Regions from separate parts of the Mus musculus genome. Here region 1 is linked to region 2. The links are chromatin loops, found by intact Hi-C in ENCODE. Cell type or tissue: heart. All regions are shown on one strand. Links, peaks and the distances in the headings refer to the core of each region. The heading gives the core; the rest is flanking DNA. Region 1 overlaps Yeats2 (YEATS domain containing 2). Region 2 holds the start of Klhl24 (kelch-like 24).

Region 1 (15,951 bases), core at 7,670-10,169, 89 kb before region 2:
GGTTCATCTGGAGCTGAAAGACATAAATTTCAAGCCTTCTGCCATTTACTACCTATACGCTATATGCTAGTATGCTATATGCTCATGTATTCTCCAGCAAGGTCCCTAGCCCCTCAAACCCAGTGTTGCCACATTTATAAGGGGTGGAGGGAGATACTTGCCTTTTAGGTATAGTTCAAGAATAATATATATATCTCACACACACATATGAAGAACAAAGAGCGTGGTATATGAGCACCTGATAGATTCTATATGTAACTGATGTAGAAAATAAATTATACGCTGCTTCACCGTACTCTCTATATTTATTCTCTACTATTTCTAATTTATAAAGAGAATAAATGAAAGAATCAAATGGCACACACTGGAACCGCAGCACTTGGGATAGTGAGGTAGGAGGTTGTTTTGAATCTGAGGTCTTCCTCTCTCAAAACAAACAAATCACAGAGCCTGGACATTGGAGGTGTTCAGAGCAGCACTCTCTTACAGGTCAAAACAGTGCTCCCACTTAGATGTGAATCATTAGAAAGCCCATGAAGCCTGTTACTTTTACTGCTAGAGAGAGGATACTTTGTCCCTATGCTCCTGAGACTGTTCCTGGGTCTTCTATTTAAACGCCCCTTACTCTTGTCAGGGATAGACAGTAAGGAGCACATGTGTGTAATATCAACTGACTAGGTCTTCTCCAATCTGGTTAACATACATAGGTTAATATGGGATCAACAACTTAAGCAACCTAAGTCATTTTGGCACCTGCCAACTATGTAGACAAATAACCTTTATCTCTTGAACATGACTCTCCCACCCCAAACCCATACAAACCTTGGAGGGTGCAATCTTTGGTGACTGAGTGGTCCCTTCTCCAGCACTTATGACCTGCTTTTGAGGGGACACAGCTATCATGTGACCCCCTTTCACGGTCACATACTGAGGGAATGCTGACTGGCTCGCAGCTCCTGTTGTGGACACATGAGGAGCTTCTCCAGGTTCCTGTTTGATGATCACCTTGCAACACACAATGACACTGAATAAGTATCCCATGGGGAGGAGGAGGAAGGACCTACTATGAAACTGTGAATCTAGTCTCTGCAGTGTTAATCAAGTTTGGATACACAGAACGGCTCCATGAAAAAGGTAAAATAATGCTTTAAGAGATACGAGTCCTTAGGCAAATTGTATCTCACTTGATCCCTGCTCTGTCACTTGTCATAGAGACGGGGTAGGAAGGCAGCAAAGAGAGACAAAATAGGCCGTGACCTCTGAACTCCCGTGTCCCTGGAGTCCTAGGACATGGACAGCATTAAATAAGTGGGAGCACATCTCAGAGCTAAGGCCTATTAAAGAGTGGGAAGGCCACAGGTAAGGCTATGACACACACTCACCTTTGTGAAAGCCCCAAGTCCTCCAGTCACAGCTTTGGGGCTCTGCACTTTAGGGTGACTACCAATTGGGCAAAGAGGTGGCATAGATGCGAATAAAGACTCCTCCTGCTGTATGTAAAAACATTACTATATATTATATAACAGGCCCAAACGGATGCTTTCAGATACTCTAGCCACTTAGTACACTTAATACAGTAATATTATCTACTTAATACAAACCTACCACAGCCAGCAACACACACACACACACGACAAAACAAAAACCCACAATGCTAGAGATCTTCTAAGCTTCTATACATTTACTGTAATTTCCTTTTTAAAAGCAAATAAAAAATGAGGTATGCAATTCCATCTGAGCACCAGTAGTAACTCACTGCACAGGAGGCTGACAAAGGAGGACTGTTAGTTCAAGTCTAGCCTGGACTAAACACTGAAACCCTGCCTGAAAAATCAGGAAATCAGCTCAGCAAAAGGCTACTCACCTGTGTCCTGATGGATGTTACAGTCCTATAAGACAGGGTGTCAGGTAGACCAGGTTGGTTTCACTATCTAGCTAAAGAAAACCTTGAACTTCTGATGCTCCTGCCTCTACTTCTCGAGTGCTGGGATTACATGCTTACAACCTCACACTTGTTTTTATGTGGCATTGGGGACGGAACCCAAAGCTCTGTGCATGTAGGAGAAGCACTCTACCAGTGTTGTGTAGCAGTTTCTTGGAGACTGACATGCTCTATCTCCCAGGGAAGTTCCTTAAGGCAAAGGTAAACGTCTCAAAATAGCTGAGCAGATTCACGAGGGCCCCCCTCTCAGAGTAAGCAAGAAAGACAAGGCAAGCTGCAGGAAAGGCCCTGAGATCAGACCAGCAAGGAGGAGAAAAACCAGCAAGGCTGCCTGACTAACATAGTCACTAGGAAAGGATACTCTAACCTACTCCAGGTTTCCTTGCTTCTGTGAGTCAGCACCCTTCCTGGGCTGGGCCTTGGTGAAGCAGCTGTTTTTGAGTCATTTCTGCCCCTGTAAGTAACCCCTCACCCATACTCATGTAAGTAACCTCAATAAAAAACTCATTGGTTTACCACAGTGGACTTTGATCTGTTGTTGGTTCCCTATCTGGAGTGAATAGATATGAGCACTGCATCTCCCTAGGAAGTCTTTTCACACAACACCAACTGATCTTTATGTCCATTCCTAATATTTGATTCTTTATGTATGTCTGATCTTTTGCCAGATGGTAGAGGACAGGGGTTGTATTTGGCTTTATATTCCTAAAGCACAGGCACTAAGTAAGTTATTCTAACAAATAATGGTGATGTTTTAGAGTGTGTGTTTTTTTTCTTTTATACTCTCAACTTGTCTTGAAAAATTCACTCAGTATCTGGAATACAGATAAATGTAAAATGAGTTTCACATTTGGAAAATAAATTTTCCAAAGGAATAAAAAGGATAAGAAAACAATGCTCTAGGCCAAGGTAACCCTGTATCTCAGGAGGGGGAGACAGGACGGTCCCAAGCTCCAGCCTAGACTACAGTGAAAGCTTACCACAAAACAAGCAAACCATCAAAGGAAGGAAGTGGGAATAGAAAATGGAAAGCAACAGCAGAGTGAGATAAAAACCACTGACCTTTGTCTCCACCTCAAAAGACAAAAGCAGATCTCAGAGATAATGTGCCAAAATTGAACTTTAAGGAAAATAATTAAAGTTAAGACTACTACTTGCCTACGAAATGAAATGTCATCAACAAATACTAAAAAATAAATGGTAGAGGTAAGACTTTCAAGGGAGTTACTCCAAGAAAACCTCATTCTGATCAGAAAACCATCTGTGATCCCTGTCAACTAAGTTAGAGGAATGTTAACTGCTGGGGTGGGTACTCACTAAAGCAGATTTGCATCTCAGGGCCACTCAGACAGCAGTCTGCATCTGAAAGGCTTTCAAGTAAGATAACCATCTTGAGAAAACAGGAGCCAAACAGGGAAGTGCTTTGGCCAAATACTGAGCAGACTGTCTTGAGTATGTGAAGAAGTCGGATGCTGTATGGATAGGTGATATTCTGAACTACTCTCTATTTGAAGAGGTTAAGAATTACTTTTTTTTTTTTTTTTTTTTTTAAAGATTTATTTATTTATTATATGTAAGTACATTGTAGCTGTCTTCAGACACTCCAGAAGAGGGAGTCAGATCTCCTTACGGATGGTTGTGAGCCACCATGTGGTTGCTGGGATTTGAACTCTGGACCTTCGAAAGAGCAGTCAGGTGCTCTTACCCACTGAGCCATCTCACCAGCCCAAGAATTACTTTTAAATTAATTAACTAAGGCTGATGTGTGCAAAGGGGACAAGGTTTGCTCCTTGTACCATCAGAAACCATGCTGCCAGGCAAACATTTTTATAGAGAATGTATATGTGTCTGTGTGAGTCTGCACATGTGTGTGCAGTGCCTAAAAAGGCTAGAAGTGGCATTAGATCCTTTGAAGCTGGAGTTACAGGTAGCCGTGAGCTGCTATGTAGCTTCCGGGACCTTTAAGAGCAGCAGGCACTCTGAACAGCTGAGCCATTTCTCCAGCCTCTCAAGGAGTATTTTTAATGAAGTAAGTAAGGCTGCCTCTTCCCGTACTGAGCTTTCAACTAGTACTGGGTAAGCACTTGAGAGATGTGCTGAGCACTGTCTCCTATATCAGGAAGAAAGTGAAGAAGAAATAATCTTCAGGATCAAATGCTGTCTTTGGGTAGCACCCCCGCTGAGCTTGCGCAATATAGTAAAGCAGGGACAGTTTACCTTCACAGTAGATGTCAAAAAACTACTTCCATGAATCTTAGGAATAGGGGACCCTGTTCCTTGGGAAGCCTGAGAGGCCACTGGGAGCTTGCTTGTAGGACTTCCTGATAAGCAAGACAGATATAAAAATTATGTATCAACAAAATAAAGTTTACAAGATATAATTTAAAAATCATTTCCCCCATTCTTTGTTTCCAATTATTTACTGTTCATTTTTAAAGGTTGAAGATTCAAAACCATAAAAGTCTAAACACACACACACACACACACACACACACACACACACACTCTGCTGAATGCCAACTTTTACTGCACCTGTTTCCAAATGCTGCCTGTGTTATCCCACAGCCACACAAAGTCTGATTAAAAAAATTCACTTAATCATCAATAGTAAATAAGTTTAGATCTAAAGAGAGATTCCATAACTTATTTTACCTACCAAACTTGCCTCTTCAGAGTTGTGGGCTGATTCCTAAAACTAATATGTAGCCACAAGACAGCTCAGCATACCTAAATATGCTGGAAGCAGAACTTTTCAAATGATCTCTACATGTAAACCACTCTAAAACCTAAGCTTAAAAACAAAACAGAACACCTATGTGGAAGTCCACTATATATAGCAATGTGTGGGGTGGGAAACAGCCTCATTTCTTTAAAATCATTCATTTTATTTCTCTGTTCCTATTTCCCTTAACAAGGGAAGATTACACCTTAGGAGCATGTGCAAAAACATGGGTTAAATGAAGAAATGGATACAAGGTTTTAAAAGAATACTAAAAACCAAGACCAAACCCAGAAACCTGATAGGGACCATGGAGCTGTGGGATTCTAATTCCTAAACACTGCACTTTCACCCACAGTGACTCTTCCTCAGAGAAACAGTATGGGCTTCCATTTATATACACTTACTACAGATGGAGGGTTCATGCCGGGATTTTATCATTAATAAAAGATCAAACTCTTCAGGTGATACTAGTAGTGCTTATCCATACCTGTACTTGGAGTGGAGGCTCCAATGACCTGCCCAGGCTTATCCACAATAACATGAGGGTTGCTGACACCAGAACTGGCAGTGCCTTGCTTCAAATGAACTGGAGTGGAAGTTGGTGTGCGAGGTAATGGTGATGGGCTTGGAGTTGATATTGGAGAACCTTTGTTAATTAAAGAAAGGAGAGAAACAAAATAAACAGAAATTAGGTAGGAAGATGCCAAAGACATAATCAGAAGAGAGAACAGGCCCAGCATCTCAAATACTGAGCAGGGCCTGCACCAGTGTGGCTGAGGCCAGGTAGTCCAGTTTTACACCGTGCACTTGGATAACCCGGATCATTTCAAGACCAGGGTCAGCAAACTGAGCGACTAACTAGAAACAGATTCTGACGCTAGAGAGATGGCTCCGCTGTTAAGAGTACGTGACTTGTTGCTCATCCTGCGGGCTTGAGTGTTCAATTTCCAGCACCCACATGGCAGCTCACGTTCCAGGGAATCTAAAGCCTTCTTCTAATCTCCATGCGCACTGCTTATCTGTGGTTCCTAGACAGACACACAGGCAAAACACTCCTACACATAACAATTTTAAAGGAAAAAGTTAAAAAAAGAAATAATTCTGAAAAGCTTTAAGTTTTGTAAGGGATGAAGTCACCAACTCCAACCGACTCCAACTGACTGGGATAACAAGCAAACACTAACAAGCAAGATTCAGATCTTTTGTTCAGCACTTATAGTAAATATTCATTTTATGGGATTGCTTTTAACCAGTATTTTGTTTTTGGCAAATGATCATAACAACATTCACACAAACACACATACAACCACGAATGTACTGGGTCAGAGACATGAAGAACACATAATTTAAGATTACAGTTACATGCCAGGTGGTGGTGGCACACATCTTTAAAATCAGCACTTGGGAGGCAGAGGTAGACCAGATCTCTGTGAGTTTGAGGCCAGCCTGGTCTACAGAGCAAGTTCCAAGACAGCTAGGGCTACATAGAGAAACCCTGTCTTGAAAACAAACAAATGATTGCTGTTACACATTAGCTTAGGCTTCAAAATCCAACAATACAGCTACTTAAACAACATAAATGAGAGACCTATGAGGAGCCTCACCCTAGATGAAGAACATAGGCAACTAAAGACTGCCAAGAAAGCTTCTTTCCCAGGCATGAACACCCTACATTTCTAGCCAATCTTACTTGATCAACCCCAAAAATATACACATAAGCAACACTAAAGAGACTCAACAGTCACATTTAATATAATCACACACACACATACACACACACACACACACGCACACACACACCCTTATGCACACAACAATAATTAGAAAAATAAAAGGCCATGAACACATGGGAAGGGCTGGAGGGATGATAAGGAATAAGGTAAATATATTTTTATATTTAAAAAAATCCAAAAAGCAGTGGTTTATTTATTTTTTTTTTAAAGATTTATTTATTTATTTATTTATTATATGTAAGTACACTGTAGCTGTCTTCAGACACTCCAGAAGAGGGAGTCAGATCTCGTGATCGGATGGTTGTGAGCCACCATGTGGTTGCTGGGATTTGAACTCCTGACCTTCGGAAGAGCAGTCGGGTGCTCTTACCCACTGAGCCATCTCACCAGCCCTAAAGCAGTGGTTTATATTCATAATGTAGACCACTACTGCACTTTGGTATGATAAATCTCTTAATATCATAGCTGGTATTTATAACACTGAATGTTCAAAGAAAATCAGTAAGGAAATAGCTAGGTTGAGGAATTCTGTGTTTTGATTTGGAATATATTTAGAATAGGAAAATGTGAAATTTATTTACAATAGACAGAAATCTCTATCAGTACTATGTATGCCATAGGCAGAACCCCAAACAGTATTCTCAAACTCTACTCATGCACAGCTAAGCACACTTAATTACCTACCCCAACCCACGGAACTTGTCCTCTGTAAATTTCTCTGAACCTCAAATCAATTTATATGTTCAGTCTACTCCACTTCTGAAACATTTCATTTCAAATTTCTTGGTAGCAGATTAAATTACAGGATTGTTACCCTCTATGGATTGTATAACAACATAAATGAGTAGGTATACATGTAGTTTTGCTTAGCTATCCACGAACAACAGTAAATATTCCCATTTGCCTTCTTTTAAAATTTATACAGAGGGGCTGGAGACATAGCTCAGAAATTAGGAACACTGGTGGCTCTTACAGAAGACACAGATTCAGTTCACAGCACCCATATGGTGGTTCACAGTGACCTGCAACTTCAATTCCAGGGGATAAAAAATATCTTCTCCTGGCCTCCACAGGCATACACATGATACACAAACATACAAGCAGCTAAAACATTCAAACATATGAAATACAATTACAAAGAAGTGTTCTCCCTACTTAAGACATTTTCAACTGCCCCTTCCTGTCTTTCCTGAAGTACAGCCAACAGTAAGTATGTTCCCATTAGTCCTTTTGGTATAAATGTGAAATTGTCACAAGCTAAAGCCCCTCAGCAAAATGGAAGTCTCAGAATGACTGCTCATAAGATCAACAATGCTCTAGCAATGGATAGAGAAAAATAAAAGGCAATTCAATTCCACACCAACTCAACCCTTAGAAGAAGTCAAAGATTTCTCAACTCTAATCTTAAAATATAGCAGAACACCCATTTGCCAGGGGAAAACTGGAATAAATACCTTGGACCTCATTTCTTCACCCTATTCAGAAATTTGTTCCATTTAAATGACCTGTGCTTTTCTTTGGGACAGCTTTGCTTACCAACAGTGGTTAACTGTCCTTTGATACACATGGCAGTGTAGAAGCATCTCCGAGCTGGGTATGGTAGTTCTCATCTGTAATCTCAGCATTTGCAAGGCTGGGCAAGGAACACCCTGAATTCCTGGCCAGCCGGTGCTACACAGAAATTTCCAGGCCAGTTTGATAGTCTGATTTCCCCACCTAGTAAGAGCCACCCACACTATCTCCAGCACCTGCTCTGCATACCTGAGACAATCTTACAGCTCATGGTGATTGGCTGAAAGGACTTGCCAGGTGACTCGGGATTAGGCACCTGACTTTGTGGCACAATTTTGCAGCTTGATGCGATAGGCTGGAAGGCAGAATTCCCATGTGAACTGAAGGTGACCTTCTGTGCTGTTGTCACTTTAGTGGGTGTTCTTTCCAACGAAGATGGTAAAGAATAAAATGTACTGTGTCTCTCAGCTTCAGTGGTCTCTGGGAATCCTGTTTGAAATGTAATGACAGATGATAAAATCAATTACAATGAACCATCTTCCAGCTTTGGGAAATAAACAAAACTGTTAGAGCCTGTGCCACAGTGCTCCACACCCAAATGCCCCTGGGGAGAGAGCTGGTCTCCCAGGAGTGCAGACACACCTGTGAGCACAGTTAAGACCACCATTTCTACTCAGAGGGACCCACCTGGAACCCTCATGACACAGGAACTGAGGAGGAGCCTGGGGCAGGATCCTTCCTGTTTCCATTTGCACCCAGAGCTGATCCTGTGCCATAGCACTCCGTACTCAAATGCCCCCAGGAGAGATCTGGTCTCCGAGGAGGGTCGATACACCTGTGAGGACAGGTAAGACCACCACTCTGCTCAAATTCCTGGCCCAAGAGGGACCCACCCAGAGCTATCAGGACACAGGAACCGAGGAGCAGCCAGGGGCAGGATCCTTCCAGTCTCCATCTGCACCCCAGAGTTGACCGTGTGCCTCAGCTCTCCATACCCAGATTCCTACCAGAGAGAAGTGGTCTCCAAGGAGTGCTGACACACAGGCTTACAGGGGGGACAAGCCACAGTCAGAGACAGTAAGGCCAGCTAACACCAGACATAACCAATGGTGAGAGGCAAGGGAAAGAACATAAGCAACAGAAACCACGGCTACCTGGCATCATCAGAACCCAGTTCTCCCACCAGAGGGAGCCCTGGATACCCAACACACTGGAAAAGCAAGACTCTGATCTAAAATCACATTTCATGATGATGATAGAGGGCTTTTAAAGAAATACAGAACACAGTTACCTGTAACACAATTACACAGGAAGAAGCCCTTAAAGAGGAAACACAAAAATTCCTTAAAGAATTACAGGAAAACACAACCAAACAGGTGAAAGAATTGAACAAAACCATCTTACAGCTACAGTATACTCACATACATAAAATAAAATAAATCTTAAGAAAAAAAAATCACTACTCCTTAATATTTCTTAACATCAATGGACTCAGTTCCCCAATAAAAAGACATAGACTAACAGACTGGATACATAAACAGGACCCAGCATTTTGCTGCTTACAGGAAACCCATCTCAGGGAAAAAGACAGACACTACCTCAGAGTGAAAGGCTGGAAAACAATTTTCCAAACAAATGGTCCCAAGAAACAAGCTGGAGTAGCCATTCTAATATTGAATAAAACTAACGTTCAACCAAAAGTTATCAAAAAGGATAAGAAAGTATATTTTATATTTGTCAAAGGAAAAATCTACCAAGAAGAACTCTCAATTCTGAACATCTAGGCTCCAAATGCAAGGGCACCCACATTCATAAAAGAAACTTTACTAGCGCTCAAAGCACACATTGTACCTCACACAATAATAGTGGGAGACTTCAACACCCCACTCTCACCACTGGACAGATCACGGAAACAGAAACTAAACAGAGACACAACGAAACTAACAGAAGTTATGGACCAAATAGATTTAACAGATATCTATAGAACATCTCATCCTAAAACAAAAGAATATACCTTCTTCTCAGCACCTCATGGTACCTTCCCCAAAATTGTACATATAACCAGTCACAAAACAGGCCTCAACAGATACAAGAAGACTGACATAATCCCATGCCTCCTATCAGATCACCACAGACTAAGGCTGCTCTTCATTAACAACTAAAACAACAGAGCGCCCACATACACATGGAGCTGAGCAACTCCTGATTCAATGATAACTTGGTCAAGAAGGAAATAAAGAAAGAAATTAAAGACTTTTTTACAATTTAATGAAAATGAAGGTACAACATAGCCAAAGTTATGGAACACAATGAAAGCAGTGCTAACAGGAAAATTCCTAGCTCTGAGTGCCTCCAAAAAGAAACTGGAGAGAGCACACACAAGCAATTTTTTTGTTTTGTTTTGTTCTTTTTGTTTTGTTTGTTTGTTTGTTTTTGAGACAGGGGTTCTCTGTGTAGCCCTGGCTGTCCTGGAACTCACTCTGTAGACCAGGCTGGCCTCGAACTCAGAAATCCACCTGCCTCTGCCTCCCAAGTGCTGGGATTAAAGGTATGAGCCACTATGCCCGGCTATACACTCTTAACAGCACACCTGAAAGCTCTAGAACAAAAAGAAGCAAATATACCCCAAGAGAACTAGACAGCGGGAAATAATCAAACTCAGGGCTGAAATCAACCTAACAGAAACAAAAAGAATCAACAAAACCAGTAGCTGATAGATAAACCCTTAGCCAGACTAACTAGAGGGCACAGAGAAAGTATACATATTAACAAAACCAGAAATGAAAAGGGAGACATAACAACAGAAACCGAGAAAATTAAAAAAAAATCATCAGATCCTACTTCAAAAGTCTATATTCAACAAAATTAGAAAATCTGGAATGAAATGGGCAATTTTCTAGACAGATATCAAATACCAAAGTTAAATCAGGATCAGATAAACTATATAAACAGTCCCATAATCCCTAAAGAAATAGAAGCAGTCATTAGAAGTATCCCAACCAAAAAAAGCCCAGGACTAGATGGGTTTTGAATAGAATTCTATCAGACCTTCAAAGAAGATCTAATATCAATACTCTTCAAACTATTCCACAAAATATAAACAGAAGGAACACCACATAATTTGTTCTATGAAGCCACAGTTATGCTGATACCAAAACCACACAAAGACCCAACAAAGTAAGAGAATTTCAGGCCAATTTCCCTTATGAACATCACTGCAAAAATACTCAATAAAATTCTCACTAAAAAGAATTTTCAACTGAGGAAACTCAAATGGCGGAGAAGCACCTAAAGAACTGTTCAACATCCTTAGCCATCAGGGAAATGCAAATCAAAGCAACCGCGAGATTCCACCTCACACCAGCCAGAAAAACTCAGGTGACCACAGATGCTGGCAAGGATGTGGAGAAAGAGGAACACTCCTCCATTGCTGGTGGGATTGCAAGCTGGTACAACCACTCTGGAAATATCTCTGTTGGTACATTTACACAATGGAATACTACTCAGTTTTTAAAAACAATGACTTCATGAAATTTGCAAGCAAATGGATAGAACTTGAAAATATCCTGAGTGAGGTAAACTCAGTCACAAAAGAACACACAAGGTATGCACTCACTGATAAGTGGATATTAGCCATCCCATATACATTCACCAAACCTGGACTGTATTGTGAGTGCCAGGAAGTGCTTGCTGAAGGGAGCCTGATATGGCTGTCTCCTGAGAGGCTCTGCCAGAGCCTGACAAATACAGAGGTGAATGCTTGCAGCCAACCATTGGACTGAGTGCAGAGTCCAGTGGAGAAGTTGGAGAAGAGACTGAAGGAGCTGAGGGGGTTTGCAGCCCCATAGAGGAGCAACAGTGTCAACCGGCCAGATCCCTTGGAACTTCCGAGGACTGGACCACCAACCAAAGAGTACACATAAGAGGGACCCATGGCTCCAGCCGCATTTGTGGCAGAGGATGGCCTTGTTGGACATCAGTGGGAGGAGAGGCCCTTGGGCCTGAGGGTGTTCGATGCCCCAGTGTAGGGGAATGCCAGGGTGGAAAGGTGGAAGTGGGTGGGTGAGCACCCTCATAGAGGCAGGGGGAGGGGGAATGGGATAGGGGGGTTCTGAAGGGGAGACCTGGAAAGGGGAATACATTTTAAATGCAAATAAAGAAAATATCCAATTAAAAAAAAAGGATTAGATTATCAGAAAAAAAAAAACCTTTTACCACATTATTCAATATTAATTCAAAACCCATTTAAAACAATTGTCAGCATAAAATAAGTATCATTTATCCCCTTAGATATTTTTGGTAGAAAGTAAATCCTGTGCTCAGACTGCTAACTTAGGTAAAACAATCAGTGATGTGATAGTTGACCTTTGTTTGTCAACCTGACTAAGGTCACTAAGACACACCTGTGTATCTTAGTGTTTCCAGAGAAGTTTAAGAGACTTCCCACTCTGAATGTGAGTGGCAGCATCCCCCGGTCAGTGACAAGTCATTAACACAGAGTTCCAGGAACACCAGGGACCAGCAGGGAGGTCACTGGCGAGATGAACTTGAACTTGCTTCACAGGCCTTTGGGACTAGCATGTAGGAGGAATGAGAAAGAGTTTGGATCTGTGGCTATCAAAGCCCTAGGATGATGCTGTGACCAGAGTCTAACATAAAGGCTGTTCTGGTGGGACTACAGAGGATCAGGTTGCTGACAGGCATAAGAATGTGTTCATGGGGCTTGGAGGAGACTAAGGACTCTGCTGAGAACTGGATTAGAAGCTGTTGTGTGTTATACTCCAGTAAGTAAACACACAACCAGAACTAAAACCACTACTAACACTGGCTGCTTTCTATCCCGGCCCTGGTCATCTGCGTGAGGTTGGCTTAGACTAAGTTGACTGGCAGAGGAAAGAGTAAATGCAACTCTCAGGCTGCACCGAGGCGTCATTCACTGTGTGTGCTGAGGTTGACAACGAGAATTCAGAGTCAGAAAGTGTGAGTTTGCTGAGTTAAGGGGCATGAGCTCAGTAAACAGACCAGGTGCTCTCAAGGCAGCAGCCACTGTAAAGGAGGCTAAGTAACATCACGAAGGTATAGCCTCATACCTGCAACCGGATGATAGGAATATGGTCTAGAATATGGGACTCCACCCGTGGAGGGCTAAAGAAGCAAAGTCATTTCGAAACCTCAAAAGACAAAGCCTACAGAAGTCCTGTTCAAGACCACACAGGCTGCTGGAGCTATGGTCCAAAGGTGTCAGGCTATATCTCAAACTGGCAGCAAAACCAGGCAGTATCCACATGGTGCTGATTTTACGAGCATGCAAACTCCAAAAGGTATAGGGCTGGAAACAGGACATAGGACATAGACAGGACTCAAGGCTGTTGGAGCCCAGATGACAAACACAGAGCTATAGGATTCGGTATTTGCTTTGGTTCAGTATTCCTTTGTTAGGCCTTTATTCCTTCTGCTTGGAATGAGACGGTTCACTCTACCACTGTACACTAGTTTATAAACCGTCTTTTTTGATTATACGTGGTCCAATTGAGAGACTGCCTTGAGTCTTAGAAGAGACTTTGAATTGGGCTTTTGAGCAATGTTAAAACTGTTAACGCTTTGGAGCTTTATGAGGCTAGAGAGATGGCTTAATGGTTAAGAGTATTTGCTTCTCTTGCAGAAGCAAATAAAACCCAAAATGAATTACTGTATAAGGAAAAAAAAAACTTTGGAGACTCTTGAGGACTCCTGCATTTTCATTCTGAGATGAATATATGCCCTTGACGGATATACAGTAAGGGTTCAAAAATAATGTTGGAGATGGAGAGATGGCTCAGCAGTTAAGAGCACTGTTCTCTTCACAACCCAGAGTCAGTACCCAGCTCTCACATCAGGTTCACAAATGCCTGTAACTTCAGTTCCAGGGGTCTGATACTCTCTTCTGCTCTCTATGGGAACCAAGCATTCGTATGGTGCACATACATATATAGAACCAAAATACTCACACATAAAATAATCTAAAATCAATGCATTTGTAAGTCAAGGTGACAGAGAGTAGACATCTGATTGTTAATTCCCATTGCCAACTTGACTAAATTTGGAGTCACTAGGACAAATACCTCTGAGGAAGTCTTTAAAGGAGTTTTCAGACAGGGGTGTGTGTGTGTGTACATGCATGTGGTTGATGCAAGTGCCTTCTTCAGTTGCTCTCACTGAACATGGAGCTCACCAATTTGGCTACACTGCTTGGCCAGTGAGCTCCAAGAGCCTACCTGTCTCTGGACCCCAGTGAAGGGTTACAGATATATACTGTTTATCTAGCTTTTACATTGACTGGGCATCTGAATTCAGGTCCTCATGCTTGCATGCAAGGCTCATTATAGCTGAGCCAGCTTTTCTACCCTCCTCAGGCTTACCTGAGCAGGTTAACCCCCCAGGTTTACCTGGGAATCAACTGCTTATATATAAAAACTTAAATGAACATTAACACATTTATATTCTTATTAAATGATAAAACATCATAAAATAAGATAAATGTTGATGTTGAATATTACTTTTTTTTACAGAAGACTAAATATGTAACATTAAAGTCTCCTATTCACACAATCAGAACCTGAACCAGAAAGTTCTCAGCAAAGGATAAAAATGTAGGGGCTGGAAATGGCTCTGCTTTAAAAACACTGGTTGACCACCCCCAGGGGTTGCAACCCAGAAGCTGAGTCACTCAGAGTACCTGGGATTGACTCCCACCATCCACAAGATGGCTCACAACCATCTGCAGCTCCAGCTCTAGGAGATCTGACGCCCTCTTCTGGCTTCTGTGAGCACAGGGTGTGCATGTGGGGGACAGACATATAGCCAAAGCATTCATGTACATAAACAAAGTAAAATGTTTTAAAAGGATAAAAATTCAATGATTATTACGGTCTTTTTACTCTTCTAAAATGTAGAAATTTATGAAAAACTTAATACCGAGAAGAGCTTAAGTTTAGCTATTTTCATAGTAGAACTGCGTGCTAGCGGCTCGCCACATGAGAAAAACACCCAGAGCGTGATCCTTCCAGCAAAGAGGCCCGCATTACCTTCCCCCACAGGGGCAGCAGCTGCCGGCTCAGGGGACTGTGCCACTGCTGAGGCTTTCACGGCGGCTGGAAGCGTCAGGGTTGGAGGCGGGGCATCACATACGTCTGATTCCGACGACTGAGGATAAACGGAGTCTTCACCAAGCGAGTGCCGATGAAGCTCGACGTCCACCACCTACACAGTTGGGAACAAGGAGGCTTGAGTCCATCATCAGTGTGACGGGGCTTGTGCTCCGTACAGAAAACAAAGGAGTGTTGCCACATCCCAACAGGCAATGCAAGTTACGGAATTAGATTGTCATCATACTTTAACACACGGACACCTCAGTGGAGTCTCTGTCTTTCCATTCACTGCTTCTACTTCTTCGAACATTCTTCCCCTACGGCCACCTTCCTGCCAGGACATCACAAGCGTCACCCTCTCAGGAAGACTTTCCCTATCCATTGCAACTTAACGTAAGCTCCCGGCTCGCCAGCCGCTCTTCTTCAGCAGTTATTTGTAGTTGAAACTGAAATTGTCTTATCTGCTTTTGTTTTTAGTGTTTACGGTCTGTGCTGGCTACTTTTTATTAACTTAATATAAGCTGGGGTCATCTGGGAAGAGAAAACCTCAACTGGGAAAATGCCTCCATTAGGGGAAGCCCGTGGAGTATTTTCTGAATTAATGATTGATGTCAGAGGGCTCAGCCCAGTATGGGCAGTGCAATCTATCCCAGGGCTGGTAGTTCTGAGTTAAGTAAGAAGACAGGCTGAGCACGCCATGAAAGACAAATTAGGAAGCAGTATACCTCCATGGTTTCTGCTTAAGTCCCTAATTCCTCGCTTCTGCTTGAGCTCCTGCCCTACCTTTCTTCAGTAATGAGCTGTGGAGCTGTGGCAGTGGTTCTCAACCTGTGGTTGCGACCCCCTAGGGTGGGTCAATGACCCTTCCACAGGGGCTGCCTCAGTAGTCTCAATAGCAGATATTTACATAATGAC
Region 2 (15,951 bases), core at 7,139-9,638:
GGCGGATTTCTGAGTTCGAGGCCAGCCTGGTCTACAGAGTGAGTTCCAGGACAGCCAGGGCCACACAGAGAAACCCTGTCTCGAAAAAACAAAACAAAAAACAAACAAACAAAAACCCCAAAAACAATAAAACCAAAAAAGAACTGTCTTTAGAAGAGTGACTAAGTCCTTTGGTTACTCACGGGCAGTCTCTCTGAGGGATTGGGACACATTTCTTAGTCATAGATAGGCACTGTTACACTGGAGCTGTCACGTGCCTGACAACCTGAGTTAGATCCCCAGAACCCAAGCAATTAGGAGAAAACTGGCTCCTGCAACTCCTTTTCTGACATCCAGATGCATTCTGTGGCATACATGTGCCTTTCAACATGATAAACAAATAAGCGTGACAGTGAAGAGCTGGGCCTAAATAACATGCACATTTAACATTGTAATGCAGAACTACCTATTTATAATGGAAGTTTGGAGAAAAATTGTACTAGTTAGGGTTACTATGCTATGATAAACAGCATGGCCAAAAGCAAGTTGAGGAGGAAAAGGTTTCTTTCCGCTTGATACTCTCAGGTTACACTCTATCACTGGGAAAGTCAGGGAAGGAACTTGAGGCAGAAACTGAAGCAGAGGGCATGAAGAACTGTTTCCTGGCTTGTATGCACATCACGCCAGCTGCTTTCTTATGTAGCTCAGGACCACTTGTCCAGCGATGGTGCTGCCCCAAGGTTGTCTGGGCCCACCTATGTCAATCATCAAAAAAATGTCCTACAGACAACTACAAGCAACCCAATGGGGATATTTTCTCAATTAAAGTTCCTCTTCCTCAAATAACTCTCGCTTGTATCAAGTTGAAAAACAAACAACAACAAAACCCACCCCCAAAAAACAAACCAGCACAAAAATACAAGTAATAAACACCTCTTCCTATTTTCTATCCTTAGGTGAATTAATACTGTAATGTTTTGTTTTTGTTTTTGTTTTTTTTTTTTTGTACAGACTTATCTGGCTTTATATCCAGTCTTTAGAAGAGTTGAACAGAGCAAAAATTACAAAATGATAATGCATGATAATATGCAGTAGCACAGACAAGATGCCAAATAGATTCCTCTCTAACTTAAATTCTTAGCACTTAAGATTCCTAACATAACTAAAGAACATAATATTCTTTGATGTCCTCTGAGAATGAGCACAAGGAGGTTCAGGATCAACCAAGCAGGGTGGTGCATGCCTGCAAGCATAGCACTCCAGTGGTAGAGGCAGGTACTGAGTCCTGCATGGCCATGGAAGGGACAGCATGGTATGGTTTTCTGCCCCTGGAGCAGAGATAGCAAGGGGTGGGCCCCCAGTTGTGCTGACAGTTGCTGTGGGTGTGGGTGTAGGGCTTGTTTGTATAATAATGTACATATTTTCATGTTCCTCCTTTGGGGAGCACTCTCCTTGTTAAAGTTAATGACTCCATGATAATTAGAAACAGCATGAGTCTGGGAGGTGAGAATGTGTTCCTCAACAAAATGGTAAATGCTGTAAACTTCAGGATAGCCCATAAGGCTGTGGGAAAGAACTCTGAAAACATGAGTTCAAGAATGTATAATTTCTCACTATGCAAAATATAAGGATTCATTATGAACTGTATGAGGCGGCTTCATGGACCAGAGAGAACAAAGGCAGTTGCACTAATGAGCCAGATTATCAGAAAAATACAAAGGCAGATTTCTGAGTTCAAGGTCAGCCTGGGAAAGATGGAATTTGGGTCCAGATGAGGTGAGAATAGTTATCTCAGAGCTAGATCCCACCCAGGTAGCTTATTGTCTGTGTTTACAAAGGCAGGTAGATCCTGAGTTCAAGATCAGCCTTGGACAGGGTAAATCTAGGTCCAGGGGTTGTAGGAATTGTAATCTCAGAGCTGGATCCTACTCAGCTAGCTTATTGTCTGTGCTTACAAAGGCAGGCAGACCCCTAAATACACTTGCTATGTTAAAAAAATGTATTTGTTTTTTTCTATGAATCAAGGGGCTATGGTCGTAAAGTGCTGATTCGTGGGATAATAAAACAGGACCCTGGGTAAATGATTGAATTGATATGTAAATGAAAAAGACTGGGCTTTGGTATGCAAGAGGTGAGCTGTCACCAGTTCAAGTAGAACACAGAGCTGTCAGGTTGTACCCACAATTGACTTCAAGTTGTTCTTTTGTAGTTCCCAAACCAAGTTGTATTGGAAGCTGAGACTGGTCCTTGGCAGGCAGGAACATCACATGTTCAAGGTCATCCTCAGTTAAGAGTGAGTTCTAGGCTAGCTTGGGATACATGAGACCCTCTCTCAAAACAAGCATACACACAGAAATAGTTATGACATGGAAAGGAATTCGTATTTGAATCTTTACTAGACTAGATTCAAATTATGGTTAAATTAGTTAAAAGTCAGTTCCCAAATCAAGCATCCAGAAAAATCAAGGATGTATTCTTTGTATCAGCTTATCTAGTTTATCATCATCATCATCATCTCTGTATTTCAGGCTCAGAAAATTCAATAAGCAATTAGGACTTTGATTAGTGATATAACGACTGGTGTTGACAATAAAAACCTCTTTAAGCTGGGAATGGCAATATATGCCTACAATCTTAGCCATGATGAGGCAGACACAGGAAGACAGCTGCAGGTCTAAGGCCAGCCTGACTTAGAGAGATACACTGTCTAAAAACTCAAAACAAATCAAACCAACCAACTAGCCAACAAAGACAACAAAATTACCACCTTAAGAAGAAACAACCCTTTAACACTTCATCTACTAGACCTTGGCTTTGCACATATTTGCATTTCCTTGACACCTATAGGAAAACATGGGCCTGCTTTCTGTAGCCAGGGCAATGTATGGAGTATTAGGTAAATTATGGGACATAAAGAGATTAATTAAAACTTGCTTTCTTGCTGGGCAATGATGGCAATCATCTTTAATCTTAGCACTTGGGAGGCAGAGGCTGTTGGACCTCTGAGTTTGAGGCCAGCCTGGTCTACAGAGCTAGTTCCAGGACAACCATGCCTACATGAAAACTTTGTCTCAAAATCAAAACTAAAACCAAAACCAAAATAACAAAAAAACCAAAACAGAACAAGAACCCCTTGCTATCTCTTTTCTAAGAACACTTCATTAACCAGCATTCCACAACAGAAACAAATACAAATTCTTACTACTTATCACAGGGTAGGTGATTTGCAGTCATCTTACAGTATGATATGCTTTCAAAGTATAACTTTTAGTCTTCCATGTAAAATTAATCAGCCATTGTTTTCCCATTTTTAACAAATACAGTTTTACTTATCTATTTTTTTTACAAGTAAACTAGCAATAGTTAAAAATTAACCACATTTCCTGAGTGTTGGGATTACAAGTGTGCCTCACCACACTCAGTCCGATTCTGTGTTGATAGAATTGGTCACTGTTATTCACTATTATTCTTACTAGCACCAAATGATCCTGGCTTAAAGAAATGAAATGGTTTAAACTAGTAACGATGTTTCAATAGCCAGTAAATATAAATATACCTTCTCAGCATTTGTTTGACCAAAGCCCCAGGCAAAATACTTGTGTTATTTAAATTTTCACACCTAAAATAGAGAACAGTGACATATAAGACAGATGCTATCAGCTCAAGTACATTAGTAATATGCTGAAAACAGTTCTTAGTAAATTACAACTTTTTAATTTAAAGTTCAGTTTCATACAGATCATTAAAAGTAACACTCTCTTAAAGGAAATTAATTTTATATTCAATGATATTCAAATTTCTTTTACTATTTATGAAAGCAGTAAGCTAAATTTGATGGTGAGATGAAGAAAAGTATATCCTGTGATAATTCCACTTTGAATATTTGAAGGATGCTTACAAACTTACATTGCATTCAAATTCGATAGAATTAAGTTACTCTAAGAGTTGATGTCTTAAGTTTAGGCAGATTCAAAGTTGATATCAAAGCCAAATATGTCAAGAGTAAACAGTTTATTCACTCTGTACTACATGTAACTATGGAATCAATTTGAGAAAAGTCTCAAGAGTTAAAAGAAAAAAAAAACCTCACCTAGTTTTAATTTAAGCTTTTATTATATACCTTTTTATATAGAACCTCCAAGCTTATCAAGTAACTTTAATACATAATTCTTCTGCTTTACTGAACCTTACAATGTCCACACAACTAATTCAGCACAATTTTTGTGAGCTATTGTGCGTATCTGGATGTGTGTGTGTGTGTGTTTGTGTGTAGGAGATAGAGAAGAATGCTTAAAAGTACATACCAGGATTTAGAGTAGTACATAGAATAGCAATTATATTTAACTGCTGTTCTGATCCAATCATCCATTAAGAGAACTTGTACATTCTCAAGTTTACGCAGATTCAAAAGTCGATATTAAAAACAAATATGAGTAACCAACTTAAAACAAAAAACCCAAAATACCACAATCAGAGTAAGCTAAGATTAGGACATGAATACTATCTTGTACATTTCTTTACTTTCATTAGGCAGAATAATTTATCTGTACACTTGATGAAGAATATTGGGTCTTGGTAAGTCAGGTGATGGTTAGTCCTACCTAAGTAAGTATTCTTTATCAGTAGTTAGTAAGGCCCAAAGCCAATGAGAGTCCTACTACTGTCTGACACTAGGGTAGCAAATGCTAGATCCAAATTCAATTTTAGACACTGTAGGGTTGGCATTTTTACTGACTGAAAAGGCTTTGCTTGACTTATGCTCTTCACTAGACCTGACATGGAAACAATGTCATTTTGTAGCTCCCCCCACCCCCAATACACTCACTGCATTTTTATTTAAAAATGAAAAGCCTAGCAAAACAAGAGAGTGAACATTTGTAACCCCAGCACTCCATAAGCTGAGTCAGGAGGATCATTGTGAATTAGAGACTATTTTAATTTACATAGCAAGTTCCAGGTCAGCCAGGACTACAAAACAAGTCCCTGCTGTGAATGAGAGGGAGAAACGGAATTTTTTTTAAAAGATTTATTTATTACATGTAAGTACACTGTAGCTGTCTTCAGACACTCAGAAGAGGGAGTCAGATCTCGTTATGGATGGTTGTGAGCCACCATGTGGTTGCTGGGATTTGAACTCCAGACCTTCGGAAGAACAGTCGGATGCTCTTACCCACTGAGCCATCTCACCAGCCCGAAACAGAATTTTGACAGTTACTTTTTCTGCTAACAAAATTAGTTTTGGCTTATTACAACCAAACTAGCTATGGTGCCAATAAAATGCTCTGTGACCTGGGATTCTAAATAGCCTTTTAATATACAAAAACACTCGGAAGTCAATGATTTTTAACATAGTATTACACCAATTATTCAGAAATAGTTTTAGAAGCACCAACAAAACCTAATCACTTTGGTTTGAGACCAGGTATATTTCAGTCTGTATATTTCAGGCTTGATGCAAACTATAGTCCCCCATCCCCGTCCTGCAGTTACAGGCATGAACTCCACCCTTAAGAAGGTTTTCATTCTCCTTATTTTCCATTTGGTTTAGAATGTTTTGGATCATCTAAGATCAGTCAACTAAGGAGAACTCAGTGGCTAGCATGTGTGAGAAGGCCCTTGGTTCAGTCCTCAGTATCAAAGGAGAGTGTGCGTGTGGGAGAGGGTGTGCTGGAAGAATGAAAACTCTTGAAGATAATTAGCTATTCTGTTGTTGGACTCCCAAGTCTATGTTGCCCAGGATGGTCTTCAACTCCTAGGTCTACTGAGTATTGCTCTTACTTCAGTCTCCCAAATAACTGGAGCTGCCCACAGGGGATTCACCTTGAGCTTATGGGAGTATTTATAGCATGAAGAACAGAAATGTTAAAAACATCCAGCTGTCTTGTATCATTGTTGTAGTCACAACAGAAATGAAATCTTTTTTTTTTTGCATAAATGCTTGTGAGGACATTTTATTGACATTTTTCATTACAGAGTCCACACTTACATATTTGATAAAAGAGCTGTCCTAAATTTTCCAGGTAAGAGTAAATAAAGTGCATACAAGAATAAATGCTGCAACATATTTGCTAAGTATTTATTTTCCAAAGTCTTGACCTCTGACTCTTAATGAAATGGCAGGAAAACAAGGAAGTTAAAAAGCACACCGGAAAAGCATTAAGGTTTTGGCAATCTGGACGAAAGCCAGGAAAGTTTAAGATATAACTGATAGCTCTCAGAATATTGTTTTCTTCTTCCTGTTTAAAGACTAAGTCACAAGCTTTGTTTAAAGAAACTCAACTTATCAAATGGTAGGTAGTTCTTATTAAAGTATACTGGGTTGCATTTGTATATGTTAAGATCTGAATAACCTTAGTATACGAGTGACTATGTGTCCTGATCAGACAACTTCTTATTCTAACAGGCATCAGTACTTGGATTTTTAATATTAAGAGGGGCTGGAAGGATGGTTTAGCAGTGCTCTTGCAGAGGACCCAGGTTTGGTTTCCAGCACTCACAAGGCAGCTGACAACTTGAACCATCTAGAACTCCAGTTCCAGGAGATCTGACGCCCTCTTCTGGCCTTCGTTGGCACCGAACACAGGTGGGTGGGTACATGCTGGTCAAACACCCACACAGAATAAATCTTTAAAAAGTATATTAAGGCTGCTTTATTAAGTATATTATACCTGCTTTACTGAAGAAACTCAACTTTTCTGAGATAAAATGACAAAACCTAGCTGCACCATAAGTTTAAGAGATTTGGAAAACCACCTTTAATATCCTCCGTCTGGAAATGACTGGGCTTTCGGTTATCTTAATGTACAGTTTTCCAAACACACCTTCAACTCACTTATCAGAAACTTCTCAATTACCTGGGAGATTAATACACGAAATTGTGTGCCCCAAAAAGGGAAAACTAAGAAAGCTCATTCAAAAATCCAAAACCAAAAAACTTTTAGGTGAATAACCTCAAAATATCTTTTTTTTTAAAGGTAAAAGCCACCGTTTATATTTTTAGTGGCAAGGGATACATATTAAATCCTAATAAAGAAAAACAAAACACCAAACCATTATCAACCATCAACCATCTGGTGGTTGTGCCAGGTGTCAGCTGAGAACACTAACAGAAAAAAAAATTGACATGATTAAAATCCGCTAGAGCTGATATTGAAGCTTCTCAAATGTGGCCTTGTGGGTCATCCTTTACTACCTAAGGCTGGACAGAGCAGGCAAGGGCAACTTCGCAGAGCTGCGCGCTGTCCTACGCCAGGAGCTACGGGTTAGCCCCCACCCCCTGGCCTCTGCAGGGCACGCCCCCTTCCTACCCACCGCCCCGCTGCTCCCCTCCCTCGGCGCCCGCGTCCTCCAGGTCACCTTCAGGCGAGGGCGGGACTGCCTGGCACGGGCCACCCACCTACCACCCCCTGCCAATAAAAATTCGGAACTCGCCGGCCCGGCCCGCCTGCAGCGCCCAATCCCGGCCGCCCGAACGATCTTCGCCTCGGGTGCCCAGGGCTTGGGGGCGGGAACATTGGGAACTAAATTAAGAAGCAGAGGGCCCTGAGAAGGAAGCGGGCAGCCGGGTGGGGGCTCCCCCGGGACGGCCCGAGGCCGCGCTCCCGGTAAACAAAGGCTTCGCGGGGGCGGGTAACGGTCAGGTGACCACGCCCCGCATGTTTCGCAACTGTGCTGCTGGCTGCTATGGCCCCAGCACCCCGATCCTTATCCGTGCTAGGCGACAGCACTCACGGTCACCCCACGGAAACTCCAGGTCCGAGGCCGAAACACTCCGGCCGCTTCCACCCTAAGTGTATTGCTGCCGCGGGGCTCGTCCCTGCCCTGTCCCCACGCCCGAGGCCGCATCGGGCTTCTGGCAGCCAGGGACCTCGCCTCCCTCCCGCCGGTGCCGGGGATCAGCGCCGCGGTCGCATGCCGCTTGGAGCGGCCACCCTGGTACCTCTCGGCGCAGGCTGGAAGCGGCACGAGCGGCGACCCCCGTCCCTGCTGCGCCGGCGTCTCCTCGAGCCACCGCCAGTCTCTGCCACTGCTCACAACAAAGGAAACATGTGACCGTCGAGCCAAAACACTTAGCGTCACCCACCCTTGGCCAATGGGGGGGAGGCATCCGCCTTCCCGGAGCATTCTGGGAGACGTAGTTTTTACTGCCGGTGGGCTCTCAGGCCATCTGGGTTCCGCTAGAGGGCGGAAACCCAACCCCGGGCTGCTAATTCCAAACATTTATTTAAGGTAGAATAAGATTAAAGGAATGCATCTTGATCAAGACAGAAGTGGTATGTTGATTGTTTTCAAAGAGCCCTTTACATCCCAAAGCCAAAGCACAAGACCAGGACTTAGCCAACCTTAGAGCTTGGAATAAGGCTTGTTTTAATTACCATGTTCTAACACACTTGGGAAATCAGAGGGCCTGAGAGGTGGAGTGTACTAGAAGCCTGGTCATAATTGCAGAGGACGCTTTCTTTGTAAATCTGTCAAGGTCGCTATCAGAGCCTCAGTTACTTTTTAAATTTAATTTAATTTTTGTCTTAATCAGATGCAGGAGTTGAACAAAAATTGTAACAAACCTTTATTTTCCGAGGCACATGGAATCTTCTTCAAGATGTTTTGTTTCTAGGAGATTCCTTTTCAAGGATGGCCGTCCTCTGCTCTTGAAAATGTTTGGATAGTTCTGGCTTCTGACAAAAGTTACGTACTTCTTCCTTCTGCACTTCATTAAGACAGCCTTGCCTCCGTTAAAATTAGATGTGTTGCCACAAGGTAGAGAGAGAGGAGCAGAGTTGACAGGCAGGCCATTTGATAAGCTTTTAGGTCTCCTTTTCATGTTCTATTAACTTAAAAAAAGCCTACTGAGTACTTCCTGGGGCGCGGGGGTGGGGGGTGGAGTGGGGGGGACCTTTCTTTGACTTTTCTAAGATTTATGGCTAGGCCTGCAGTAAAACTGCTTGCCACTCTGGCTTGACCAGTTGGTGCTATCAGCTTAGAGAGTCCTTTCTTTGGTTTTCTCTTGTCAAAGCAAGAAGATTTATTTTCATATTCTCTCCTTCCTTCCCTCGTCCTTTTCCCCTCCTCCCCTCTTTTCCTCCTCCTTCCTTCTCTTCCCCTCTCTTCTCCACAAATTGATTTAAACAAGATACATAACTTGAAGGAAAACTATCTAGAATTCTTTTTAAATTGTCTATTATTATTATTATTATTATTATTATTATTATTATTAATTCTTTGTGTGTGTCTGTATTGGCTATCTGAGTGCTGGTAAAGATCAGAGTCATTGGGTCCCCCTGGAGCTGCAGGTGCTGGGAGCTGAAATCCAGATAGAGCAATAAGTGCTCTTAGCCATTAAGTCATTTCTTCAGCTCTATTTATTTAAAAATTTAAAATTTAAATATGTTTTGTCTGCGTCTGTGTACCATGTGCCTGCATGCAATGCCCATGGAGGCCAGAAGAAGGCACCAGATTCCCCAGCACTGGAGTTGGTTTCAGAGAGTGTGAGCTACCATGTAGGGATGCTGGAATTCTAGGCTTCATCCTCTCTCATAAAGCAGTCAGTGTTTTTAACAATGGGGTCATTGCTCCAGATCCTTTATTTAGGTTGCAAAACAGCGTCTTAATGTTTCTGAGGCTGACCTCTAATTCATTAGTGATAGAATTTTTATTTTATTTTATTTTATTTTATTTTTTATTTTTTGGAGGGAGATTTGAGAGAGAGAGAGAGAGGGAGAGAGAGAGAGAGAGAGATATGTTTGAACTTATTCGTTTTTCAGGCAAGCATTTTATTAATGCTTCAGCAAGCAGTACAGTAGGGCCCAAAGTGAGAAACTTAGTTTCACTCAAAGTAAAAAGCAAGGTGTCTATTCTTTTTTTTTTTTTAACAAATATTCTTTTTTTGTTTGTTTTTGTTTTTAAAGATTTACTTATTTATTGTATGCTTTAAATACACTGTAGCTGTCTTCAGACACTCCAGAAGAGGGTGCCAGATCTTGTTACGGATGGTTGTGAGCCACCATGTGGTTGCTGGGATTTGAACTCAGGTCCTTCAGAAGAGCAGTCAGTGCTCTTAACCGCTGAGCCATCTCTCCAGCCCCCGTCTATTCTTAAAGATTTCTGAGCGAAGGAGCATATTACATTGTAAGGAAGCTGGCTTAGTTGATATGTGGTCTATGCTCTACGAACAAGACAGAAGAATAGGGCTTATGTGACTTGGATCATATAAGGTCATGAGGTCACCCTTTCTATGGGAAGGGAGGTATGGTGTGATGGTTTGTATATGCTTGTCCTTAGGAGGCGTGGCCTTGTTGGGGTAGGTGTGTCACTGTGGGTGTGGGCTTAAGACCCTCATCTTAGCTTCCTGGAAGTCAGTATTCTGCTAGCAGCCTTCACATGAAGATGTGGAACTCTCAGCTCCTCCTGCACTTTGAGTACTAGGATTATGAGTCTATGCCCAGCCTGTGCACTGCTACGATGGAACCCTGGTTAATTGTTTTGTGCTGTTTGAGCTTACTAAGAAGCTGGCATTGGAAGTGGTGTTCCTTCCCTCCCAACTCAGACCCAGGCATGGTTGTCTAAAGTGTCTTCCAGGGTCCCTTGTCTGAGATGATGTTCCGAGGGAGGGAAGAGAACAGTGAAACAGCCCAAAAATAAACCATAAAAGTCACGGTTTCCTTGAAAACAGCTAGAAAGTGAGCCACCTCCAAGAGAGGTTACAGTGGGAAAAGGAAGTTGGAAGTTCAGCCATAGCAAGCTCATTCAGTGGAGACAAAGCTCAGGTTGGAACTCCAGCTGACTGCCTCGACTTCCCCAGTTGGTTTCTTCTGGATTTGTGACTTCCCATTTTGATGATACTATCTCTATATGCTTTTTTTCATCATTATTTTTTAAAAAGGTTTATTTGTTTGTGATACACACACACATATATATGTATGTATTTTGTCCACGTGTATGTCTGCACATACATACATCTGAGAAGAGGGCATCAGGTCCCATGGGACTACAGTTATAGACAGTTGTGAGCTGCCACACTTTAGCTGAGAACTTGCTTACAGTTTTAGAGGGTTGATTCATGATCACCATGGCAGGGAACATGGTGGCATGGCAAGAAAGGCATGGTGCTGGAAAAGTAGCTAAGATTAGTTCATATCTGATTTTCAAGTTGCGGGCAGAGAGAGGGTGTGTGTGGAGACTGAGTAACTGCCTGGCTGGCCCTGGCATGGCTTTTGAAACCCCAAGCCCTTATTTCCTCCAACAAGGCCACACCTCCTAATCCTTTCCAAAGAGTTCCACTAACTGGGAACCAGACATTCAAATGTATGCATCTATAGGAGCCATTCTCATTCAAACTACCATAGAGTCTGTATAGAGTTCATGTTCCTGGCCCCAGTTTCTTGCTCTAGTGACCTGTAGAGGCATGTATGAACCTCAGCTTGATCTGTTATTCCTGGCACTCTTCTTCTTGAAGATGCCAACAGGTCCTAAGAATTTATCTTGCCCACTTGTGGTCCTTGGATTGCTTAGTAGACAGACATTCCATGAATCCTGCAGAGTCCATGAAGGAGAGGGGCTAAACATACCCAAGAGTAACCTCCATTTTTGTTCTTGAAAAATCTCACCGACTTTCTTCAGACATAAAGCTTGGGCAACAACCGCCAGACCCAGAGTTCTCATTTTGTCATCTCAGCGGATGCTGTGCTCCCCAGAGGTTCTGTGTAGGCACCCACTCTAAGTAACACAACCTCCCTGAAGCTCTATTAGAGATCTCAGAAAGTTTCCACAGCGGATAGCCCAGAGGTCACCCTATGCTGGGTTGCTTTTGCTACTTCATTACATAAGCTTAGCCCTTTGACGGTTGTGTCCTCCAACTCTGTTTGCAGTGGTGCTTTATAGTCAGAGGATTGGTCCGAATGCTAGCTTTGCATCCTAGTAGCCTCATGCTTGAGTACGCTAACCTTTCTCAGCCTGTTTTCTCATCTTCAAAATGAGGATAATTCTGGGAGTGGCAGTTCCCACTTGTAATCTCAGTTCTGAGGACCTTGAGGTAGGAATATCAGTAGTTTGAGGCCAGCCTACGTTACATAGCACAAACCTAACCAAACCAAAAAGCTATTTAAAGTACAAAAATATAAAAACATTTAAAATATAAAAATAAATTAAGATAAAACTACCTACTTTGTGTAATTATGAGGATAAAATAGGAAAAAAGCAAATATGTAGTATGTGGGATATAGTGAGTATTTAACAACAACCAAGAATAATCACCATTTTTTCTCTCACCAATTTCTATGTATATGTTTATGTGCCCTAGATTTTGGATGTGTACTACGTTAGTGCCGGTGCCCATGGAGGCCAAGGAGAAGGCACTGGATCCCCTGGTTCCAAAGCGAGTGCTTGAACCAACCCTGGTCCTCTGCAAGGACACTATATGATATTAATTACTAAGTCATCTTTTCAGCTCCTCTTATATAGTTTCTGCCTTCTGTGCTTTGTCCTGTACTTTAAGAACATGAGTTGTAGTGAAGAAAATAAAGGAAGAGTAAAAAGAGATATACTATCTCTTATATTGACTTGGAAAAGCAAGTTTTAAGGAAAAAAAAAAAACCTCAGAAATTAAAGCTAAAAGAAATCACATAAATAAGCATATGTTAACTATGGGTGCAAATCAAGGTAAATTTAAGTATTGCATGGTGTCTTAGTCAGGGTTTCTATTCCTGCACAAACATCATGACCAGAAGCACTTGGGGAGGAAAGGGTTTATTCAGCTTACTCTTCCACATTGCTGTTCATCATCAAAGGAAGTCAGGACTGGAACTCAAACAGGTCAGGAAGCAGGAGCTGATGCAGAGGCCATGGAGGGATGTTCTTTACTGGCTTGCTTCCCCTGGCTTGCTCAGCCTGCTCTCTTATAGAACCAAGATTACCAGCCCAGAGATGGCACCACCCATAAGGGGACCTCCCCCCCTTGATCACTAATTGAGAAAATGCCTTACAGCTGGATCTCATGGAGGCATTTCCTCAACTGAAGCTCCTTTCTCTGTGATAACTCCAGCTGTGTCAAGTTGACACACAAAACCAGCCAGTACATATGGCTAGAGGACAAAGGTTTTATGAAATTGCCTCTCTGGATCCTATTTTATTTGTTTGGTTTTGACATTGATTTGGGGTTGTTCCCTATATCAGGCTGACCTTGAATTCACTATAAATCCCGGGCTGGCATTGAACTTGTAGCAGTTCTCCTGTCTCATCTTCTCAAGTGCTGGAATTATAGACATGAGCCACCTTGACTGGCTTTTAAAATATTCTTCATTTATTTTATTGTTTCTTGTTTTGTCAGGCTGATCTTAAAACTCATAGCAATCATTCTCCCTCAGTCTCCCACGTGCTGGTTTTGTAGACATGTCCCCACCTTCATGTACCCAGGCCTCAGCAGATCCTCTGTAGACTTGTTATCGTATGTTATACATTCTTTCTCGCACAAAGGATATCATAGAGAAGACGGTTTACTCTTTCTGATGGGGAGATATAATTTATCTTAAAACTACACTGTATTTAGAAATATTGAGAAAGATCATAAATGGCTGGAAGAATGGTAATTTGATATGCTAGTATCATGGAAATAGGCTTTACAATAACCCTTCTGAAAACTATAAATTAAAATGTTTTGGGAAACTACAATGAAACAATAAATGACTGATTTGTAGATATTGTTATACTAAAGCCAACTTAATAAAAAACAAAACAAACAAACAAACCCAAACTAGCCCTCTGAACACCCAATGAGAGTGCTGTCCTCTAAAGGTGTATGAAAGTGTGTCTCTGCCCCTATATCTTCACACAAAGGTGACATGATTGTTTAAAACATGGTTGACTCTGAGCTGTAGAACATAGGTCAAAGGGTCAGAGGTTGAAGAGACCTATGTTTCTTCTAGTAACAATTTGACATAAAAGACTTATTATATGCATGTATGAAGTACTAAAATAAAAAGTTTTACTTATTCATTACTCATAGTGCTGAGTGCTGGAGGATCAAATTTGGGGTAACATAAATGCTAGACAGGTATTCTGCCCCTGGGCTTACATCCCAAGCCCCTGAATGTTTCTTTTAAATGTATGTTAAAAGCCATGTCTATTTGCTTGCAGTTCTAGATGACTCTGTCACTGGCCTAGAAAAGGCTGAGGTCTCCCAGGTCACCAGCACACAGGCACAGAGCCTGGCTCTGTGGTGACTGACAGCATTGCAAACACATGCCTGGCATAGTTCAGAAAGCCTGTCTTGTTCTATTACTAGTGCCTGGACGTTTTGCTCCTGTGGCAAATCTCTAAATTTAGATGCTTTTTAGGGTGACCTGTGAGTGACCTTTGTCATGAAGATTAGTGAAGCCTCGGAAGGCAGCTTGCTTCTTCTTCATGAGTTTGGATGGAAAAGGTGGTGCTTGGAAAGCAAGGCTTGTGGGGATTTCTCTATCAATGGAGAGTGAGGTAGTGAGCATCCCAGTTTTTCCTTTACATCTCTCAGGAGACATTTACCTTGCACTTGTTTATTTGTGGAGATCAGTTCTCACTCGGTCAGGAAGAACCTCTTTTCCTGCCGCTGTGCCAGCTGGCCCATGAGCTTCTGGGTGACTCTTAGCCCTGCCTCCCATCTTGCTGTGGAAGGGCAGGGATTACAGATGCTTGCCTCGGCATCTGGCTTCTAAAGTTTTCTTGGAGGCTTAATGTGGGTCGTTAGATTTATGCTGGTAAGACTTTTATTTATGGAGCTGTCTCTCCAGTCCCTAGATGTAACTCATAAAATAAAAATCCAGGGTAAAGTTCTCTCTTTTTTTTCCCAGTAACCTTATGGAGCTATCTGAAATTAACATAACTTAGCTCTAATATAATATCTTCCATGTTTAAGTCCCCCCCCCCCAATTTTCCAACTAAAAGTAGCAAACACTTATTATCCTAGTACTTGGGAAACTGAGGGCAGAATGATCTCAAGTTCAAGGTCAATCTTTGTTGAGAGCAGAATTATCTGACCATACTGAAAATTTGTTCTAACTCTCTCTTTCTATTCAATCTCAATCTCTCCCCCATAACCCTCCCCTTCTCTCATTCTCTCTCTCTCTCTCTCTCTCTCTCTCTCTCTCTCTCTCTCTCTGAGACAGGGTGTTTTTATGTAGCTCTGGCTGTTCTGGAACTCTCTGTGTAGACCAAGCTGATCTCAAACTCACAGAGATATGCCTGCCTCTGTCTCCTGAGTGACGGTATTGAAGATGGGAGCCACTATGATATTCTCTTCTCTCTCTTTAATGATTTATTTTTTTATTTCATGTGTATGGATGTTTTGTCTGCGTGCATGTCTGTGCACTACATGCATGCAGTGGATCCTTTGGAAATACAGTTAAAGATGGCTGTGAGCAGCCATGTGGGTGCTGGGAGCTGACTCGGGGGCCCTCTGGAAGAGCAGCAAGTGCTTTTAACTGTCGAGCAATCTTTCCAGCACCCTGTTCAAACTCTTTAAAGAAAATTACATATTTTAGTTCGTTCATAAAGTAGTAGACTTCCATGTCTTTTTCCCCAATACATTTTTGGTTTGGTTGATTTTCCCTCCCACTTCTACCTTCTCCACTAATTCCATTTAAATCTTTTCATCCCTACTATTTCCTCAACCTCCTTTTGCTTTTTAAATTCTACTTTAGTTTTTAATTATATGTATGTGTCTGTAGTTTCGTGTGGGTATGTGCATATGAATGCATGTGCCCTCAAAAGCCAGAAGAGGGCACTGGATCGTTGGAGCTGGAGTTCCAGTTGGTTGTGGGCCACCTGATGTGGATGCTCTCAAAGAGCAGCAAGTTCTCTTACCACTGAGCTAACTCTGCGGCTATCACTTTCCCATTCTAACCATGAGTCCCCAGACCACTTCATTGCACCCAAATGTACAAACCAGTTAGTATGCTTCAACAGATGTTCCTGGACACTCAACAGGTTCTCACTAATTCAGAA

What was found. Hi-C counts contacts between places; a loop is a spot of excess contacts. Peaks named below come from ENCODE experiments on the same cell type or tissue, not always from the same donor. Only the 100,000 strongest peaks of a DNase experiment are listed, where the experiment ranks them.
Region 1: it touches region 2 in a loop (2.3-fold over the local background); 1 of 42 quality-filtered maps calls a loop at or near these places.

What each region holds. Positions count from the first base shown.
Region 1 is chr16:20,178,698-20,194,648 of GRCm38, reverse strand. Yeats2 (YEATS domain containing 2) reads right to left here. Exons shown (of 31, transcript NM_001145930.1): 10 at 14,974-15,148; 11 at 8,159-8,398; 12 at 5,152-5,310; 13 at 4,160-4,263; 14 at 1,383-1,490; 15 at 823-1,005. Among named protein-coding and RNA genes, the nearest start is that of Yeats2, 46 kb to the right of the region's middle. In heart, for the core only: a CTCF peak has its summit at 9,095 (motif pointing right); no DNase peak of the experiment used is centred there.
Region 2 is chr16:20,089,639-20,105,589 of GRCm38, reverse strand. Klhl24 (kelch-like 24) reads right to left here and starts at 8,036. Exons shown (of 8, transcript NM_029436.3): 1 at 7,919-8,036; 2 at 3,536-3,598. In heart, for the core only: CTCF peaks have their summits at 8,162 (motif pointing right) and 9,404 (motif pointing right); DNase peaks (open chromatin) are centred at 7,479 and 8,099; H3K4me3 peaks cover 1,576 bases; H3K27ac peaks cover 1,865 bases.